Regions from separate parts of the Homo sapiens genome. Here region 2 is linked to region 1. Evidence: chromatin loops called from intact Hi-C (ENCODE). Cell type or tissue: OCI-LY7. All regions are shown on one strand. Each heading gives the region's core, and the rest is flanking DNA. Links, peaks and the distances in the headings are about the cores only. Region 1 overlaps SUPT6H (SPT6 homolog, histone chaperone and transcription elongation factor). Region 2 overlaps BLTP2 (bridge-like lipid transfer protein family member 2).

Evidence for each region. Peaks named below come from ENCODE experiments on the same cell type or tissue, not always from the same donor. Only the 100,000 strongest peaks of a DNase experiment are listed, where the experiment ranks them.
Region 2: a loop joins it to region 1, with 2.9 times the contacts of the local background. A loop is called at or near these places in 3 of 110 quality-filtered maps.

The regions. Positions count from the first base shown.
Region 1 is chr17:28,683,613-28,686,526 of GRCh38, reverse strand. SUPT6H (SPT6 homolog, histone chaperone and transcription elongation factor) reads right to left here. Exons shown (of 37, transcript NM_003170.5): 17 at 2,711-2,906; 18 at 1,802-1,941; 19 at 1,566-1,683; 20 at 112-188. Among named protein-coding and RNA genes, the nearest start is that of SUPT6H, 23 kb to the right of the region's middle. In OCI-LY7, for the core only: no CTCF peak of the experiment used is centred there; no DNase peak of the experiment used is centred there.
Region 2 is chr17:28,622,902-28,625,815 of GRCh38, reverse strand. BLTP2 (bridge-like lipid transfer protein family member 2) reads left to right here. Exons shown (of 39, transcript NM_014680.5): 25 at 1,426-1,583; 26 at 1,850-2,056. Among named protein-coding and RNA genes, the nearest start is that of RSKR, 10 kb to the right of the region's middle. In OCI-LY7, for the core only: no CTCF peak of the experiment used is centred there; a DNase peak (open chromatin) is centred at 1,525; H3K27ac peaks cover 1,558 bases.

The sequences.
Region 1 (2,914 bases), core at 211-2,710:
CACTCCCTGCACAAGCACAAGCCCCATCTGTTATGGGCATATGCCAGACTCAATAATAAGGGATGAGTTGGGTCACGGCCTTAAACCAGGTGTGGTCTAATCCCTACCTACCTGTTCTCTCCTGCAACTGTCACTACATGAGGCTTCTTATTCAGGAGAAATTTCTTTAGCGTTTCAATGTCTTGAGCCTGGATTGAAAGAAAATTGAAGCTGAATGGCTCTGAGGATGTAAAGATTTCAGGAAATTCTGTCTCCCTATGTTGGAGATCTTGTAAGAACTGGAAGTCTTCAGAAGATATCTGGTCCAAGGTGCTACCAAGGAACTATTCCCACCTCTTCCTGAAAGTTGGCCAACCCTGCCTCTGCTTAATAATTCCACTGACTAGAACTGCGCTCCAGTGGTACCAGGTGCCACTGGCTAGGTCCCAAGGATGAAGTTAGGAAACCGTTCTTTTTTATTGTAAACCAAAATCTAATACTTAGCCATTGGTTCTAGTTTTGATGAAGCAAAACAAAGAACTAGTAGCTGCCCTCTTTTGGGTGAGGGCCCTTTGAAAAGGTCAACATGGTTAAGTATGATTTCCTTCATCTTAAAGATGTCCAGTTTCTTATGATTTACTTTCCACTGCCTCACACTCCTGCATGTCCTCCTTTTGTGGCTATTTCATTTGTGGTGTGACTTTTGCTAAAATGTGAGTAGTTAGGACTATTAGATATTCTGATCTCCATTTCAAGATTTTAAGGGCTGGGTGCAGTGGCTCACACCTGTAATCCCAGCACTTTGGGAGGCTGAGGCAGATGGATCACTTGAGTCTAGGAGTTTGACACCTGCCTAGGCAACACGGTGAAACCGTGTCTCTACAAAAAATACAAAAATTAGACAGGCGTGGTGGTGCACGCCTCTGGTCCCAGCTACTTGGAAGGCAGGAGGATCACTTGAGCCTGGGAAGCAGAGGTTGCAGTGAGGTGAGTTCTTGCCACTGCGCTCCAGCCTGGAGATGGAGCAAGACTCTGTTTCAATAATAATAATAATAATAATAATAATAATAATAATGATAATAATAAAATTTAAAAAATAGTTGTTTCTTAAGAAGTTTTTCTTTCAAGAATGGGGCTCTGTTAACAAAACTGAAAGATACTACAGATACCATTAGGATAAACAAAATTCAGAAATATACCAACCAAATGAATTGAAAGTCTTCTTTCCCTGGAAAAAAGACACCCTGAAAGGCTAAAGCAGGGAAAAGGCTGGCTTCATGCCTCAGTAGCTTTCAGCTGCTGGAACAGCCTGACCCAGATGCTGGTAAGAAAAGAGGCAGTTAAAGCAACTCCAGAAGCACACAAGGCCTAGGAACTGGCCTCAAGCCAGAAGCAAATCCCGTACTAGATAACTTGAGTGCCATCTACTGCTCATGGAAGTGAGGCATCCCAGGGGACAAGTCAGTGACCAGATCAGACACAATCAGTCTTGCATAGGATGTTGCTTAGACCGTAAACACTTATCTCCACTGAATCATAAGACATACTCCAGATGTACACTTAGTATCCTCGTCCTAGCCACTTGCCTTCTTTTCCCGCTCTTCCTCTCTCCATGCAGTTCGCCGTTTGGTAAAATGGGGCAGTCGAAGGAAGTCTGTCACTTCTCCTTCACCATTGACCAGGGCGCAGAACACAGGGTGATCTCTGCCAGACAGACAGAAAAACAAGAATGCAATAATCAGCAATATGAAGTTATGAATGAGAGAAAAATGAAATTAGGAAGACAAGAGATGGTGCTGGGGAGGCAAAAATAGGCTGTTACCTGGCAGAGGAGAAAGCAATGCCGAGGACTCGAATGCCCTTCCCTTGGTTCTCGTCCATAAAGTCGTCATCTTCTTCCACCTGCTGATCTGGTCGGTAGGGTGCCACTCTCAACCAATTGTAGAGCTTTCGACTACAGGCCTGAGGGAAGAGACACAACAGGTATTACATACATGATGACATTATGGTCATCAGGCTCACCAAGAGTGCTATGGAAACACACTCATACACACATGTGCGAGGGTGTGTACTCTTATGTGCAGATGTTCCTAGCCATTGGCAGGCTTACCACCTGAAGGCATATCTTGCTTGTGGAAACAGGAGTGTATACAGAGAACAGTGATATAAACAAAGAATGTTTGGATGAGTGGGGCTGGGGGAGGGGAGAAGCTCCTGGAGCAGAGAGGTCTTAGAGGTGGTCCCTGTGGCCTTGTTAGCATTCCCTCTCAGATTATGCTTCACCTGCCCCCCGTGTTTCTCCATTAGCTATGGGACTATTCCTAAGGGGTTCCTTCATGCCCAACTATAGTTTGGGGAAATCATATGACTAAAAATCATGAGTCTCGGCTGGGCGTGGTGGCTCACGCCTGTAATCCCAGCATTTTGGGAGGCCAAGGTGGGCAGATCATGAGTTCAGGAGATTGAGACCATCCTGGCTAACACGGTAAAACCATGTTATTTTATACTAAAAATATAACATATTTTATACTAAAAATATAAAAAATTAGCTGGGCATGGTGGTGGGCGCCTGTAGTCCCAGGTACTCGGGAGGCTGAGGCAGGAGAATGGCATCAACCTAGGAGGCAGAGCTTGCAGTGAGCCAAGATTGCGCCACTGCACTCCAGCCTGGGCAACAGAGCAAGACTCTGTCACCAAAAAAAAAAAAAAAATCATGAGTCTCTGTCCTCACCTTTATGACATATTCCTTGGCTTCAGCCAGCAGCTTGTTCTTGAGTTCTTTGGCCATCTGCACATAGAGGAACTGCTGTAAAGCCCGTTCGATGGCCATGGTGCGCTGCCGGTTCCACTCCTGCACCTGGTGGCTGAACTCATCTCGGTAGTAAAACTGTTTTATCTCCTCAAAATATGTCTGGTCGTTGCCATAGCTGAGAAG
Region 2 (2,914 bases), core at 264-2,763, 61 kb after region 1:
CCAGCCTGGGCAACAAGAGTGAAACTCCATCTCAAGGGAAGAAAAAAAAGCATTGAGGGCTAGAACTAGGTAGAGGCAGTGGGAATGGAGATAAGATGGATGGAAAGATTAAGATGCATATGGGTGAACTGACCACTGGTTGGAAGGAGGAGTTTAAGGGAGAAAATTATAACGACTAGATTTTGAGCCTGATGACTGGCATGATGGTAACAGTAATATCAGAAATAGAGCCTGAGACTAAACAGGTTTGGGAGGTGTAGGATTGTTGAGTTCACATTTGGGCATGCTGAATTTGCGTCACTAGTAAGGTATCAATATAATGTCTAACAAACAGCTGGAAATTAGAGTCTAAAAGCTTAGGGCTAAAGATAGATATTTGGGAATTTCAGCATAGAGGTAAGAGAATATTTTTATGTATTTTTCCATTTTTTCTTTTTTCTTTTTCTTTTTCTTTTTCTTTTTTTTTTTTTTTTTTTTTTTTGAGACGGAGTCTTGCTCTGTCACCAGGCTGGAGTGCAGTGGTGCAATCTCGGCTCACTGCAACCTCTGCCTCCTGGATTCAAGCTATTCTTCTACCTCAGCCTCCCAAGTAGCTGGGATTACAGGTGCATGCCACCACACCTGGCTAATTTTTGTATTTTTAGTAGAGATGGAGTATCACCATGTTGGCCAGGATGGTCTCAATATCCTGACCTCGTGATCTGCCCACTTCAGCCTCCCAAAGTGCTGGGATTACAGGCGTGAGCCACCGCGCCTGGCCCCGTTAAACTTTCATAGCAATCTCATGAGAGAGTTACTCTTTTACAAACAAGTAAACTATGATGCAAAGAGGGCAGACTGCCCAAGGTCACAATACAGGCAGACTAGTCTGATTCTGGAGACTGTGCTCTTAACCATACACTCTGTTAGACAAACCCATTAAGAGAAAGAGTAGGAAAGAGAAGGGAACATGCCAAGGATGGATCTGAGGAGCTTAGACCTGGGAGAAGGAAGAGGGCCTGGAGACATAATCAGGGGAAGCAGCAGACCTCAGAGAATATAATGACATTGATGGCAAGAGAGTGGTTTCAAGTGGAAAAGAGTGGTCAAATAACATGTAAAATAATATGAAATGAAAAAAGAAATAAAATGGGGGTAAGGGAGAGATCATAGAGTAATACCTAAGAGAAAAAAATGTTACCTAGCATTTCTAAGTTTCTGTTGGGAATCTGTTACTTTTATTAAAATTGAAGGGAAAGTGAAATAACCCTTGTTTTGCCTTCATGGGTCAAGGGATGGGCTGGGCTAGAGTTTTAGGTTTGGGAGGATGTATTCTAAGCTCTTACCTAGCCAGATAAATTGAGGGAAGATCAATTTGGCTCTGGAAAGGGAAAAGTCTTTCCCTTTGAGACTGTGACCTTTCCCTGCTTCCTATTTCTCTGCCAGGTGCTTACATGTTGCAGAAGCTAATTGAAGAGACAGATAGGTTTGTAGTGTTCACAGAAGAGGAATCAGGCATGAGTGACCAGTTGTGTGGCATTGCTGCCTGCCAGACGGATGACATATACAACCGAAACTGCCTTATTGAATTGGTCAACTGTCAGGTACCTTCTCTTTACAAGTTACCTCAACATCAGGCTAGATCATGATCATATTGTTCCCCTTCCCCCACCTCTAAATATGAATGGGTGAATAGAGCTCCAAAAAATTTGGCCTTCTCATAGGTATCATAGGTAATCACTTCTATGTCTAAAAGCCAGTAAAATTTACTTGGTAAGCCAGCATTAGACCTAGCTGCAGTGGTTGATACAATGTGCTCACTAACCTCATCGTCCTTGGTAGCTTAACTCTGCTTCTATCTCTGGCATAGATGGTTCTTCGTGGAGCAGAGACAGAAGGCTGTGTCATTGTGTCAGCTGCCAAAGCCCAACTGCTGCAGTGCCAGCACCATCCAGCCTGGTATGGTGATACATTGAAGCAAAAGACATCCTGGACTTGCCTCTTGGATGGCATGCAGTACTTTGCCACCACTGAAAGCAGCCCCACAGAGCAGGATGGCCGACAGCTCTGGTTAGAGGTTAGTCAGTGAGTTTGTGAAGGCCCATTATATTCCTGGTTTTCCGTAGACTTTCTAATGGCTGGAAGATTCTTGACAGTAACCTGCTGTTACTAGCTTAGCAGAATAATGAGGCTAATAACACCTTGAATGTGGGCAATCTCTGGTCTGGAAGCATGTAGTGCTTTTTTTTTTTTTCCTCATGGTGTTCTATTTCATTGCAAAAGAAACTCTCATTTCTCAGAACTCGTATAAAATGGACTGGAACTGTTTTTAAGATTGCTGATCCCTATTAATGTTCACACTAATCAGCAGGCAGCCAAGAAAACAGGCAGTGACTGAGAATTTTCAGTAAGTTCACTATCTGCCCTTTCTCTGTCCTCTCATGAAAATGACTGATTGGTTATTTCAGCAAGGCAGTGAGGTTGAATGAAAGACTGCCTAGGAGTCAGGTTATGTGATTTCTAATGATAGCTTTCCCATTATAGTAGCCATGAGCTCTTGGACAAGTCACCTTTAATCGTGAAATGGAATTGATACTTCACCCTCACAAGATTGTTGAAAGGATCACATAAGGTGCTTTGAAAATATAAAGCTTTATTCAGGTGGAAAGTACTCTTATTTTTTTTTTTAAGTCAGTATGTCTGGGGAGGTCTAAGTGTGTGGCAAGGTAATGTGGTTTTGTTTTTTTTGTTTGTTTGTTTTTTGAGACAGAGTTTGCTCTGTAGCCCAGGCTGGAGTGCAATGGCGCGAACTCAGCTCACTGCAACCTCTGCCTCCCGGGTTCAAGCCATTCTCCTGCCTCAGCCTCCTGAGTAGCTGGGATTACAGGCGTGCCCCACCATGCCCGGCTAATTTTTGTATTTTTAGTAGAGACAG